Regions from separate parts of the Mus musculus genome. Here regions 1 and 3 are each linked to region 2. Evidence: chromatin loops called from intact Hi-C (ENCODE). Cell type or tissue: left cerebral cortex. All regions are shown on one strand.

The links. Peaks named below come from ENCODE experiments on the same cell type or tissue, not always from the same donor. Only the 100,000 strongest peaks of a DNase experiment are listed, where the experiment ranks them.
Region 1: it touches region 2 in a loop (2.5-fold over the local background); 16 of 42 quality-filtered maps call a loop at or near these places.
Region 3: it touches region 2 in a loop (2.7-fold over the local background); 7 of 42 quality-filtered maps call a loop at or near these places.

What each region holds. Positions count from the first base shown.
Region 1 is chr2:77,060,121-77,065,120 of GRCm38, forward strand. All of the region lies in intron 8 of Ccdc141 (coiled-coil domain containing 141), which reads right to left. It overlaps Gm39862 (a long non-coding RNA gene), which reads right to left. Exons shown (of 2, transcript XR_866496.1): 2 at 1,673-5,000. Among named protein-coding and RNA genes, the nearest start is that of Gm39862, 8.1 kb to the right of the region's middle. In left cerebral cortex, a CTCF peak has its summit at 1,957 (motif pointing right); a DNase peak (open chromatin) is centred at 1,950.
Region 2 is chr2:77,202,215-77,207,214 of GRCm38, forward strand. Sestd1 (SEC14 and spectrin domains 1) reads right to left here. Exons shown (of 18, transcript NM_175465.6): 10 at 3,992-4,114. Gm35266 (a long non-coding RNA gene) reads right to left here and starts at 3,985. Exons shown (of 2, transcript XR_374739.1): 1 at 3,405-3,985; 2 at 1-2,176. In left cerebral cortex, a CTCF peak has its summit at 1,892 (motif pointing left); DNase peaks (open chromatin) are centred at 2,014 and 4,923; H3K27ac peaks cover 471 bases.
Region 3 is chr2:76,966,900-76,971,899 of GRCm38, forward strand. Ttn (titin) reads right to left here. Exons shown (of 313, transcript NM_011652.3): 7 at 2,722-3,052; 8 at 2,241-2,393; 9 at 1,497-1,634; 10 at 155-286. Among named protein-coding and RNA genes, the nearest start is that of Ttn, 13 kb to the right of the region's middle. In left cerebral cortex, CTCF peaks have their summits at 2,228 (motif pointing left) and 4,006; DNase peaks (open chromatin) are centred at 2,214, 3,964 and 4,393; H3K4me3 peaks cover 578 bases.

The DNA.
Region 1 (5,000 bases), 140 kb before region 2:
ATTTTGTTCTCAGTGGTTATGAATGCTCAAGGCTATATCCACTAGATAAATACCTAGTTATCACTAGCAATTAGATATCAAATATGCTTGCCAGTATTTCATCTTCACATCATCATTTTTATAACCTGTGTTGACCTTATGAGATGAAGGTGACATGGAGGCTCATAAAAGGACAAGACTTTCAAACCAGCTTTGAGTTGGACTCCAACTGCTCCCATTGCAGAAATGGTCACAGGTTTCCTAACCATTCCTAAGATTTCACAAAGCAAGAAGTGTAAGGAGAGTGTGGGCGGACTGAACACAGCACCTTGCCTGCTATTTTAGAAATCTAAGTCTTTAATTTCCCCCCTCCATTTTCCTTCAACCACTAGCAAAAGTTAGCATGATAACTCTTTAATTATCCTGGGAGTTATTTTTCTTTCTTTTTTTTTTTTTTATAAAGATCTTGGAGCTAGGTACAGATTTCAAGAATTTAACCTCAAACAATTAATTTATGAGTCAGTAAAAATAAATTAGTAATGAAATGAGGACAAGATCAAAAAAAGACCTAGGGGTATAGCAATGTCCCTAGAATGGTTGTAAAGATGCTTCCAAACAGTCACACTTGGATGTGCCTGGGGTACATCAAGGGTCCCAGACAAGAATAATTGTAAAACATGACATAAAACCACTATGAGAGATATTGTTCCTGGTATACAACATTCCAGGCACATTTAGAACAATTAGTTTTATAGCTCAGTACTTATATTCAGTGAAGAAAATAATAATTAAAAAAAAAAAACCACCAGGAGACTTTTAGAACCAATTCTTACTGACAGAAGCTGTACTAAAAAGGTCTTTAAAGTCCTGTTGTCCTATGAGTACTATGTTCCAAGTTTTCTATAGAATACTGAAATTTAGAATGAGAAAGAGAATGTATCTGTGTAGCACGCTGGGAAAGGCACAGAGGAAAAGGTAACGGCAGGGACTGGTAGACATGGCAAGAGAAGGGACGGTGGTAAGAGTCAGGAAACACCATGGCAATTTGCAAGTTATTGGTAAAACTTGTAATATAAAATTGTAAAAACATCTGTGCCAGCCAAGATGAAGGATGATCACCTTCTACTTCTGAGTCACCCCCACCACCAGCATGCACCCTGCATCCACTACAGTTAGGCATTTGTTTGCTCATCACACTTAGAATCGACACCTCCAAGAAGGAAACTGGAAAACAACTATGAATTTTGAATGGGCTACTCCCTGGGGGACAGCAGTTCACTACTCTTTGGTTCCCAGCCAGCTTTGTGTGCGTTCACATGTGTGTATGTGCGTGTGTGTATGTACATCTGTGTCCATGTGTGTGTGCATGGTTGTGTGTGTGTGCTGTTTGTCTGTGTGCATGTGTATGTACATGTGTGCATGTATGTGCATCTGTGTGCATGTGTGTGTGCATGTTTATATGTATGCATGTATATGTGTGTGCATGTGTATGTGCATGCTTGTGTGTATGTACATTTTTGTGCATGGTTGTGTGTGTTCATGTGTGCACATGTGCGTTTGTATGCATATAGGTGTGCATGTTTGTGTGTATGCATGTGTGTGTATGTGTGTGTTAAAAGGTGTGTACAGGTGTACACACGTGGAGGCTGGAGGTCAACACTGTCTTTCTCAATTGCTCTTCACCCCATTTTAATTTTTTTCCTTTCACTAACTTGCTCAGTCACGGAATAGCAGAAGCAAGATTTTAGCCTGGGTATCTGATCTCACAGTCAATTCTCCACCCTACCCCCAATCTTCTTGCACTTTTTCTGAGTGTGGAACACATGACATAAAGCATAGTGAAGTATTTTTCTCCTGGCGTTCTTTTATTGACTGTTGCTGACTTGCATTCAAATAGATCGGCCTGGTTGGCAAGCTCTTTTGAAATTGGTTGTTTTCTCTAGATAAAAGCTATGCCTGCATGTAGTCTGGAAAATGGCCACTAGAGGGATGTAATACCTTGTTCAAATTGCATGTCTTGAAAGTCCTTCCAGCACAGAGAACACAAAATAAGAAAACAAAACCCAAAACCAAGCATTTCTTCAGTAAAAATATCACCTTCGCAAAACCATAATTTTAATTTTGACAAATCAATGCCAATAAAATAGGATCTGTTTGTTTCTGATTTTGTTTTTCAATCACCTAGGAGATTTATTTGTTTCTTATCAGGCACTTTATCTATTGTGCTATAAATTCTTTAAGGGTAAGGACTGGTGCCCGACTTACTCCTATAATCCTTGTAGCCTTGAGCACATGGTCTTATAATAACGGAAGGTTAATACATTTCTTAAAAAGTTCGAGACAGAGTCTCAGCTCTCAGAGCCTGACCTCAATCTTTCCATGTAGCCTGGGGACCTTGAACTCTTAATCCTTCTCTGTCTATCTCCTGAGTTCTGGGATTACCGGCACACACTGCCACTGATGGTTTATAGGGTGCTGGAGAGTATACTTTCTAGGCAAGCACTCTACCACCTGAACTACATCTCTAGACCAATTAATGTCATTTTAAAGATCAATAAAATAGAATCTGATCAACATTTACGGAAAAAAAAGAACACATAAACTTAAGGAGTGAGAAAAATACGTGTTGAGTAGTCATAATAAAAATGTCAAGATCTGCACACTGGTACAATAGTGACATAATGATTATGTTAGCAACCAACCACTTTCTGATTGGGGAGGTCATAGAGTCTAGAGGGAGAACCTAACTGTTTAAAGAACATGGTGTCAAACTACATTCCAAATACTTACATACTATGTTTAAACCCATAGACTAGTGCTGCTCAGAGACTCTTCCTTTTGTAGTGGGCAGTAATTCATGTAAAAATTCATAAGTGCTCAAAGTACAAAGAATAAGCAACTGTGGAGAGAGTTGGTGGGACACCAGCCCGTCCGGCTCAAAGGACATAGATGGGGTATAGAGAAGGTAAGAGGCAGAGGGTGGAGAGGGGTGCTGTAAAGCAGGTCTTTAGGGCCCGACATAGCTGTTGCACTCATAAACTCTATGTAGCTGTCTTTACCTGCATACAACCTACATAAGAATCCCTGATACTATTAATGATATTCTTATGCTTGCAGACAGGAATCTAGCATGGCTGTCTTTTGAGAGGTTCCACCCAGCAGCCGACTCAGACAGATGCAGAGACCCACAGGCAAACATTGAATGGAGCTTGGTGACCCTTATGGAGGAGTTGGGGGAAGGGGATAGGAACGCCATAGGAAGATCAACAGAGTCAACTAACCTGGACCCTTGGAGGATCTTGGCGACTGAACCACGAACCAAGAGCCTACACAGGCTGGACCTAGGCCTCCCCACACATATGTAGCAGATGTACTGCTCGGCCTCCATGTGGGTCCCAAACTGGAGCGGGGGCTATCCCAAAAGCTGTTGCCTGTTTGTGGGATATGTTCTTCTATCTGGGCTGCCTCGTCTGGCCTCAGGGAGAATGGGCCTAGCCTCACAGAGACTTGAGGTGCTGGGGTGTGGGGATACCCATGGGGTCTCTACCGTCTCAGAGAAGAATGGGGAGGGATTATGGAAGTGGGGACCAGTAAGGGTGGGCAGCAATTGGGATGTAAAGCGAATAAATAAATAGGGGGGAAAAGATTTGGTCATCACCATTTCTTCATGCAAGGAATAGATAGAGGCCTTATGAGGTCTCACCTCCCACTGAGGGATTATGGGTAGTTATGGGGTTCTGGGGAAGGTATATCATTTCTTCAGTGGTACAACCTTTGATAAGTGGCCCATGGTTTCAGTAACAATTCCCTACTAATGCTCAAGCAAGCAACCATAATTATATTCATCAGGTCACAAAAAAATATCAAATAGGAGAGAGCCTCATGGGGGAAAAGGAGTTTCAGTTAGGGAGTAAGGAAGGGGAGAGACAGTAAAGAGAGCAAAAATGACCAAAATTCAATATACAACACATGAAATTCTCAAAAAAAACCAAACTTTTTTTTAATAAAGGAAAAAAATAAGATATTCTGAAATCAGAATTTCTTAATTTTTCACAGTAACAGTATCCCGTCACCTGTGGATAAATGGCTGCCCTTTAGATCACTTGCAGACATTTTAGGCCATCAGGGATGCCTGGTTTCTTCTTCTGTGTGCTGGCACTTGCAGCTGGGTTTAAGAAATCTTAACACAAATCGTTTGGTTCAATGTGCACATCTCTCCTCTAATGAAGCTTTATGAGGACACTCTGAGTCACCTTGCTCCCATGAGAATTACTATCCCCTCTGCCCCACTCCTGTCTGCACCACAGATTCATTCCTTGGGTGGAGAAATTGCCAACCACCCTGCTTACCCAAGCCTTTCTCTCTGTCCTCAAAAGATTGCCTCCCTCTTATTGGATGCTAATCTCTTCCATTTCTCATTCCCAGCAGGATTGTAATGATAGTACCTGGCCTGTTCCTAATCCCAGGGCTCTCCGTGACCCTGTACCCCTGCATTTTCCTTTCCGAGACCTTGATCTGTAGATTACAAGCAGCCCAGATGCCAGCATTTTTCATTTAGAACCTTCCATGCTGGTTCCAGACTCTTACAAACCCTTAAAGCACAGATAGCATACATACTGGCAATGTTCTCCAGCGCCTTAATAGTAAATGACTTGAACAAAGGATAAACTATGATTCCCCAATTTTCTAGCCATTCTCACACGAGTTGAAGACAAATGAAAAGAATTTTATCGTTCACAAGGAACAAGTGCGATTACAGTACAGCCGCACTCAACTAATGGTGGAACGCGGATGGATGGTGACTTAAAAGAAACCTGATTGAAGCCAACCACGGTGCCCCGTAACTGAGTTCCCACTCGAAAGCACACTGCCTGTGTGTGTCTGCTGGAGAAGAGAAAAGGATGGCCAGTGGGTCTGTGACCCTGGACTGCACTGGAAACATTGATTGACCTTTGGGCTTTCTCCCTGAGAAAGGATTTCTTGGTGCCTGTCAGCAGGGTGAGCATGAGGCCTGTCAGATT
Region 2 (5,000 bases):
CTTCCTGAAAAAGAAGTTGCAATGATTTTAAGCAAAACAATACATTAAGGGGTTAGCCTTCTAGAAAATAATTTTTCACTGAGAACTTCAAGCTTCACTTCGCTTGGTGCTCATCAGAAGGTTTAAACTCTTTTGTGGGGCCCCAGGGTATACAAGGTATATCTCACCAAGGATGTAAATATAACACAAGAACTGCTGTGTCTCAAAAATTAATACCTTGATTAGAGATACAGATTTTATTGATTTCTATAACTGAGGTTGTCCTAAAGATACATTGGCCTGTCTAGGATGAGTCATGGAGACCGGGATAGTCTATAATATGCACTGAAGGTCAATTAAAGTGTTTATTCCTACAACAGAGGGGAGTATGGTGTATGTTCCCTTAGGTGAGCAGACTGCCTTTCATTCACCTGATCTATCCAGCTTATACATCTGTTATATGGAATAAGATTAAGTATGGTGAATTGAAAAAGCACAAGATTTGGGGCTTGAACAAAGATACAGTAGCCAATGAGTGTGAGTGTCTTTTTTGCAGTACTAAGACAGTCAGCCAATGAGTGTGCAGCCCTAAGACAGTCAGCCAATGAGCATGAGTGTCTTCTTTGCAGCACTAAGACAGTCAGTCAATGAGTGTGCAGCGCTAAGACAGTCAGCCAATGAGCATGAGTGTCTTCTTTGCAGCGCTAAGACAGTCAGTCAATGAGTGTGCAGCCCTAAGACAGTCAGCCAATGAGCATGAGTGTTTTCTTTGCAGCACAAGACAGTCAGACAATGAGCATGGGTGTCTTCTCTGCAGCACCAAGACTTAAGGTCTTAGCTGCCAGTGTTTGGACAGTGGGGTGTTGCTGGAATGTTGAACATCTACAACAGCTGTACCAAGAAAAGCATCCCAATGTAAATGAAAGAAACAGGGCCAGGTCAGGCTACCAAGGTGACTCTCACATAGGATGGATCAAGAGGAAATGTACTACTGGTTCCTATCAGATGGTACACACCAGGCCATACATGTGGCCTCTATGGCCAGGATCCTGACAGAATGCTAAACAGGCTTCACAGACCACACTCCATACGCTTACCACAGGTTTCCTGCTTCAGTTGCCTCTACCAACCTACAAAAGACTTTTATTGAACTAATTTTTAAAAAAAATTTTTTTAATGTTTTGAGTCTTCCGATTTGTAATTCTCCTGCCTTAAAGTTCTGAGATTTTAGGTATGCAACACCACACCAAGATTTAACTAAAAGATTTTAAAATTTGTTATCAGATTCTATAACCACCATCACATTCCTTACTATTTTCTCTGTTGTACTAAAAAGCTAAATGAATTTCTACACCATATCCCTTGCAAAGAGCTGCGTGTTAGTAGAAGTTTCATTCTTCTTTATACTAATCCTAAACAGCCAAACGTATTGAGTTTGTAGTTTTAATTCTCCATTATGCTTTTATGTGAAGTTTGAATTTAATGCTTGACATTGTAATTTAAGGCAAATAGTATACTAAACATTTCTAAATTCTATCTTTGTTAGCTATCAATACTAAATTTTGCCATTACTTCACAAGACCTGAGAAACACCAATAAATGCTTCCAGCTGTTGGATCTTATTTACAAAGAACAAACAAGAGTTTCAATTTTGTTATTGGGTTTTTGGTTGGTTGGTTGGTTGGTTGGTTGGTTGGTTGATTTTAAGACAGTTTCACTATGTAGTCCTGGATGGTCTAGAACTGGCTATATTGACCAGATTAGCTTCAAAGTTAGGGCAATTCTCTATAGGTGCATGCTGTACCACACTCAGTTAAGAAAGTCTTGAATAAAATACTAAATATTAGAACCTTAAATATCATAAGTTAGCACATTTATTATCAACCAACCTTTTCACAAGTCAACGGTGCAGTGCCACCTACTGGTTAAAATAGTTCAATCCTCTTTTTAAACCTTACAAGGGAGAATTTCAAATCTAATCAAAGTGCAACCCAACACAATAATAAAAGTCCACATCCACCAAGCTTTAGCTGTTTCCAACCTGTGGCTGACTCCATTTAATCCCGACTCCCACCCAGTCTTTCCACACTTCCCAATTATGCAATGAATCCCAACCAGCACACACGACTTCAGCGCAATCCGTGGGGAGCCATCAGTGTTTTCCTCCAGGACTAGGAGTGAAGACGTCAATTTGTCTCTGCAAGTCCGCAAACACCAACAGCATGAGAATTAGGGCATGACGAAGAACACGCTCTCTCTTAGGTTTATTCGTTAAATTGAGTGACTTCTCTAAGAGAAGACACAGATAGGACCACATGGAGCCCAGAGATCCACTACGATATGAGGAAAGCATGTCTGTCTGTCTGTCTGTCTGTCTGTCTGTCTGTCAGCAGTGTTTGCACCGAGGAATCTTCCTCTAGATATCCCCACCCCAGCTGGGGGTCCTTTCCAGTTTAGAAGTTCTGCAAACATTTCAGCACACAAAAGTATGCTGAAGCACACAGACTCCATAGTACACTGCTTCTTTAAAGTAATGTAAAGACAGCGTTACACAGGTATACCTTTGTGTGTAACCTGCACCTTTATCCACACTTCATGAAACATGCAATGTGTTTTTCAATCCAATGTGAACTTATACATGGTCTGTGTATAACCCATTTTCTACCTATAAGTGTTTTTCTTGTTTTTTTTTTAAATAACAAAACACAAATGTCTTCAGATTCTCACATCACAAACCCTCACTTGCATAATTAAGTTCTCTTCAGATAAAGTCAGGAATGCTCTATGCCACATACTGATTTTAAGAACTAAATAAGCAAACAAATTATATAATCCAGTTATACTGTAATAATGCATTCCAGAATAATCCATACAGCTCCTACAAACCAAATCACTACCAAAAATTAAATCAAAATTAGAGACAAACTAGTTAGTACTATAACATGTAAAAAAAAAAAAACAAAAACCAAAAAACAAAAACCAAGAGAATTAAACAGATTATAACCTCAGGAACAGGGCTTATAAGTTAAATATAAATTATCCACAACAACTTCATTTAACCATAAAAGAGAGATCCATGCTGGAAACTGTGAAATGCATTAAAACATATATGCTTTCAACTATAGGACTTCATTTTTAAGTTTCTTGTGAGTCCAACATTATTATTACTGACAAGTTTTTGAAGATATTCTAAGAATATGCAAATTAAGTCTACTTAAAATCAACGTAAATGTCATGGCTTGAGAAAACTGAGTGTCTTCCTCCCAAACTGAACGTGACTTCCACGCTGAAGCCAGGCTGACTGCCCCACAGCAGAACCCAGACAATACTGAACTCCTCCACTTGCCAAGTTTTACGTTTTAAATTCTTTTTAGTCCTTATTCTCTACAACCAGCTTAGGGATTCATTTATTGCCTGACGTATACCTGATCTCCTGTGTTTAACGATGGCGGTGGTGTGGCTCTTAGTGTATAATCCCACTGCATATTCCCAGGAGAGCAGCAAGAGCAGCAAAGGCCCTCTCTCTGAGGACCACAGAAATGCCACTTGAAAAAGGAAAGGGACCAGGGGAAATGGGATGGGGTGGGGGTGGTAACAACTGTGGGTTTGAAAGGGGAAGTGAATATGATCATTTGATATACAACTATAAAAATTTCACAATTGAAACCCATTATTCTATATGATTAATACTTGCTGAAACAACAACAATTAAACCCAGAAGTTTCCATCTCAGGAACTATTGGCAAAGGTTCTGTATTTTTAAGTCGCCGTTTCCCTGACACTGTAAATGTCATCCAAATTGTGCTTCTTTAACCAAGTAATGGAACTGTATGGGAATCAGGCCCAAACTGGCACTGATAATAGTTCAGCCATCAAGGTCACTTTCAGACCTCTAAGCACTCAACATAAGCACTCCATACCCTACACCAACACTGGAAGCAACCCAGCACACAGCACTCAGTCCCACCCAGCTACTAGTGCTGCCACGGCCAAGGGAAAGCTCCTCACTCACGCTGTGTTGGCTCTCGATCTCCTCATGCTTCTGTTGCAGGGCCTGGGAGGCCCTGATCGAGTCACCAATGCCCCACTGTGCTCTCAGTTGCTCAGATCCAGGCCCTTCAAGCCAGTTCACAACCTACAAATGAAAAGGTAAGATGAGAATAACCAAAAGCTTTAAGATTTTCATTCTCATTAGCTTCCCGTCCCCAAATTCCTGAATTCTCCGAATGTTTATAACTTAAATCATTTAAGTTCTATTTAAATATCTATTAAATATTTAAAAAATCACATGTAGTAAACGTCTCATCTGGAATCACATATTTACACTGGGGTATCACTACCAGAAACCTGAACTTGGAAAAATGGACACTGTAGCTAGCACTTAGCTTTCAGCTATCTGACTATCTGCCAGGCTGAGGGAAAAATAACAAGTAAAAAACCAACAAGAGAGAACACTGAGCTGCTTCTACTAAAGAGGGTTAAATTCTGCTTAGGTTAAGAGACCCAGAACTACAGGATTTAGGGTTGGGAAGGACGTCAGGAATGATATTGGTCAAAGGTTTTAACTAACACCTCAGAAAACTGAGTCTCAGCAACTAGGTAACTTGTTCAAGGTAACAACATACTATTGAAAACCAGGACCAAAGGGAGGATTCAGCGGGATGTTCTTTCCAAAGCCCTAAAAACAGTTAAGTAACAAAGTGAAAATACTACTGAACAAACTACAGAATAAGACTACTTTAATATGTTCTAGGTGTCTTCCTAGGATAAACTAGACATCTAGACTTCTGAGGAGAAGCCCCACAAACTCTGCTCAAGTGACTATTAGGGGAATCTATAGTTTACCAGGATGGTGGGACCCAGTCCTCATCTGCAGTGTCACAGAGGCAGGTGTGAACCATCTGGGGTAGATGAGTCACTCTAGCATCACAGGTTCATGCTCCCTCATGACTCACGGAACTGAAAGATGCCCCACTTTGTATTCCACCAGATAGTAACAGTTCAGACCTGGCTCTGGGTGA
Region 3 (5,000 bases), 240 kb before region 2:
AGAACAGTGAACACAAAAGAGTTCTAACCCTGGACACTGGTCAACAGTAGGAGGAAGAGACACGAAAGAGAGTCTGGTCTGAAGCTCTGGGTATAATGTACACACAGCTGATGACTGGAAATGAGCCATTTGTAAGGATCAAAGCCAGACTTACTGTTTCTTGAGTTATTCGCTTTTGCTCTTGTTTTGTAGTAATTTCTCCCGTGATTCTAGTTTCTTGCTCTTTGGCTTTGGTTGCGGAGATCACTACCTTTGGTACAAATGCTTTTTCAGTTTCTTTTCTTATCTGCAATCAATGAATAAAAACAGGACCTTATTGTTTCCAAATCTACAATGGGGCTAACCCAGCATCAGATCCAACAAAGTAGGAAATCGAGAGAGTGAACCTCCCTTTCTGATATCGTTAATTAAATCTTCACATCTTAATTAATACGAGCACATTTGTTTGCTCTCTGAACCATGCATTAGTCTCTTTAGGGGAAATGGAATGTCGGACTCAGGACTGCTTGTTTTACAGACAGTGGCTACCTACCTTAGCAAGATTTGTGCCTTCTATAGGTGGTCATATGGTAATTTAATTAGGTGCTAATTCTATCAGCCAAAAGTAATCTTACACCTCAGAATATTACTACGGAAGTCTCAAGGAGTAATTTTGCCTGGCTCCTTACTTTAATGTGAAAATCCAAGCATAATTTACAGTCTGCCTTCCTACTCTATTTTGTCTTTTTTTTTTTTAAACATACAATAATGGTTTTGAATATCAAGGCTTGTCTAAAATGGAGACACAATTTTGGTTACTATCTTGGTCAATGTATTGCTCCAATCCTGAGCCATGGAAGGATGTTTCACTTCCATTTGATGTCTAAAGAGTAAGTCCTTCCCATCCTTGGGTATCTTATCACTGAACCTCAGGACCACAGGGCAGAAAGGGACTTGAAAATTAATTTTCTCAAATTATCCTATAATCAACTGTCTCCCCTGACCAACAGTTCTACCAACAGGCCTTCTCCCATCTGTCCACAAGTGCTTTTTAGTCCAACCTCTCACTATTCAACCTACTACATGTAGGTATGTATGTCATACATCCTATATGAAACCCATGTGCTAATGTCCAAGGGGTCAGGAAGCGGCACCAAGCTTTTAATGTAGCATATTCTGTTTTCCCTTACATTCTTGCCTGTTTCATCCACAACACCTGCATCATCTTTCCGTTCTCACTCTGCCTGTTCCCTATCCATAGCCACACATTTAACCTATAATCAGTGTAAATGATTTACACTATATATATATGTTAGATGAGATGAATCCTCATTTTATTTCCAGTAGGAATACTTAGTGACTCTAAGGGGCACTGGTGTCAAGTGCTCAGGAATAGACATACATGAGAGGAGGATGCTATTTGTGTGAAACTAGACACGTGGCCCTAGAATTAACCTGCTTCACAGTAAAAGGTCATCTTAGGTGTTGGCACATTTGCAAATCAAAGTTCACCCCACCTGCTCATGAGATATGTGAGTCTGCTCTTGCGTTGTCACCATCACTTCTCTGGTTCGTGATTTTAGTTCCTGTTCCTTGGCTTTATCGGCAGCAACTACAACCTTGGTTACTGCGGTCTTCTCCGCCTCTTTTCTCGCCTGATTTTCATTGACAAAAGAAAGGAGCCATTTCAGTCCACACCACTTGGAAGTGTACGCTGCTACATCAGGACCAAGCGGTAACAATCAACCCACAGGACAGGGAGGAGAGTGAGAGAGCTTTTAGACTAACAGAGCCTGTTTACACATGAGGTGGCCTTGCATTTATATTGCTTTGCAGCCGAGAATCAAAATGTCACATTTGTTTTGAGGAAAGTAAAAGCCGTGGTCCTTCCGGGAACTTAGAGAAATCTAATGCCAACCCTTGAAAATGTAGCTTCCACAACTAGCTATGGAAATCTGCACTCAGATTTGACCTGCCTTTTGTTTCATGTCTGCCAGGCTCCCACAGTCCCTGGATGCCTTGAAAACAGTAGTTAACTTTTGCTCGCCTCACACAGCCCAGGTATTTCTTCTGACCCGGTCTGCTCCTGTGATATTTACAGCTTAAACACATTTGATATTTCTAGCTTCCTCGGGAAGCTTTTAAAGCCTGGGCCACTGCCTTCAGCACTGTGTGGTTCAGCAGGGGATTTGTATGTCCAATTACTAAGAGCAGAGTTGAGCCGGGGCCGTTCTAGCACCCCCTGGTGGCTTTGTGCTTACCTGTTCTTGAGCAGGTTGTATATGCACAGCAGTCGTGGTTGTCCTCTGAGCAGTTTGCTCTACAGCACTGATGGCTGGTTCTCTCACTCTGGCCATATCAACAGCAGCAACGACAGTCGCAACAGCTGCACTCTTGTCTGTCTCTTGTTTCACCTGTATCAACAAGTACAATGCTTTCTAAAACAACACCCATGGTAGAAAAGTTACAAACCCTTAATGACCAGGAAGAGCAAAATATATGCATATGTAATTTACCTATCATTGCCCAGAAAGACAAGGCCAGCACCATTAAAATTCATACATTATGCCAGCCTCACAGATTAGTCTTTGACTCAAAAAAGATGCTTTGATAAAGGACAACCATATTGATTGTAGTTTTAGGCTCCTATGCATTTCCTCTCTAACCTGTGCAGTCCATGCCTGAAACTGGATCAGAGGAACCAGAAGATGAAATGGAGAAAGGAAAGGGTTCTGACGGTACCTCCTTAGTCCCAGTGGTGATGGCTCCTGCCGTGAATGACGAGCTGACCGACGCACTGGCCGCAGCAGCCGCGGCTCCACTGATGGTCACTTGCTCCTGGACCCCGTATCTCCCTTCCCACCTCTCTTCTCTTCTGATCTGGGTAGAGCTTGTCATTGTCGTCTCTCTCATCTCAGCCTCAGTCGAGGAGGCCACGTAGCCCTCTTGCTTCCAAGGGGGAGGCACCTCGGGGCCTGTGGCCATGGTGGTGGTCTGAGTCTTGCGAATGAGCAGTGGCGACTTCACGGATCTGATCGGGGAAGTGGAGATCCTCCCCGCTGGAGACACGGACCTGGAAACCCAGCGGCAGAGGTCAGAGCGTGGGGCAAGGCACCCCAGCAGGTGTGGTGCGGATTAGATGGTGGAATGGAAATTTGGCAGCACTTTAAGGTGCGGCGTTAAAATGTGAGTTTCCATAACCTATCTCGAGGGTACATCACGAACCTGAAGCCAATTTGTTTTAAATATCAATAAGCCCCACATTTACTTAATTCTAAGTAAGCTAAAGATCTGTGTGCCCCATCTCATTTTCAGGCATGGTGGGGGGGAGGAGAGACAGTAAAAGTAACTCCCTTAAAACATCGCCACAGAAAGGACAGTGTGTTCCCAGCTTCAGTTGGGCATGAGAGACTATTTTGTGGGTGTTACATGGTTTTAGTAACCGAATGCTTGTGCCATTCTCGACTAAAAATAACCCACACGTCCCCCTCCTTTTGTCCTCCCCACCCTCCCCCTTGTCCCCTTTCCCCTTATCTCTCCACAGTCGAAACCACTTCTGTATCTTGTGAATTTCCAGGTCAGGTGGAAGCTTTCTTGCTGAGCTTTGCAGAATTGTTTTGGGAACTGGCTGAGCTCTGCAGCAGGGGACTGCTGTTCTAGCCCAAAGTGCTTGTGGTTAACTCTTTTTAATTCCTCTGAGTTTATTTCTAACCTCACCGTCCCCTTATTGCACTGGGAACGTCCTTTACATAATATTAGGACTATCTGGCAAATCAGCTACTCTGAAGCCTTTTCATTACATTGATAAAGTATCTTCTTCCAAAATAGTTTTCACTGGTTGCCTTGTGTGTGTGTGTATGCAAAATGCAAATAGGAGCTATCAAAGGCTGTGGGCACTGAACGCTGACAATGGTAGCCCAAAAGCTAGATTGTTATCGTTAGCAATCATACTAAGTACAGATCAGCTATCTGAACATAATAGGTTTTTCAAGATTAATTTTCAATTAATTTGTTTTTCCCTATTTTACCTCTTGGTGGCAGTGTTGCTTTACAAATTCTTCACACGGGGCCATGTTTATCAGTGTATTCCGGCACTTGCTTAGGGTATTTAGTTTACATCAATCATAAATAAAACAATTCTCCCAATTAAGCTGAAGGTCCAGTAATATCTTCTTTAAAATACAGAATAATTTTGCAGAATATTACATCAGCCTATTTCATCAAGAAACATTTAATCATTTTCTTGTGAAAGGCCGTGTGGGGAAAAAAACCCAATTTACATTTTAGGAAAGAAATTGTAATCAAAGCTGAAGGGTGGGCTAACAAATATGGCTCTACCGTAAAAAGAAATTGTCTTGGAAATAAAACAAAGACCAGGTTAGAATGGTGTGGAGTCCACGTCAATGGAAGAAAGGCAGAGAGGCAGAGCTTCCTAGTTTGGACTTGCTTTGTTCTTGCTGTTCCTTACTAAGTGGGTTTAATTAAGAAAGAGCTTGCGACATGATTAGCATTATGTGAGTGATTAACAGCGGGCTTCAGGTAAGCCCATAACTGTGAAAATCAATGTAATTTGAGCCATTACCAGAAAGTGCTTATTTTTGCACTTACAATAAAAAAAAATAATCACTCGGTCACAGCTAGCGACAATGCGCCTCGTCCAGTGAAATATGCTTGCTTTATCTACAACAAGAATCAAAATTAAGCCGTGGAACATTTTAGGAAGGAGTCGATCCGGGAAAACCATTATTTTCTTCACAAGCTGGCATTTATATTTTGTAATTATTTTAAAGCAAAATTTGCAGACTAAGTCACCGAATCCCTACTAATAGACTCCCAGAAGGCTAAGATGTCTACTGTGCTCCTTGGCGGTCAGGAAATGTCTGTAATTCTAAATGACCCTCGCATTGAGTATGAGATACAAGAAAGCTGTTACCTCCCAGCGATTACATTTGGCCTGTGTTGTGAGTGATTTCATGGTATACAAACCAGTACACAGCCCGAAAGTAAACACATTAAAAAAA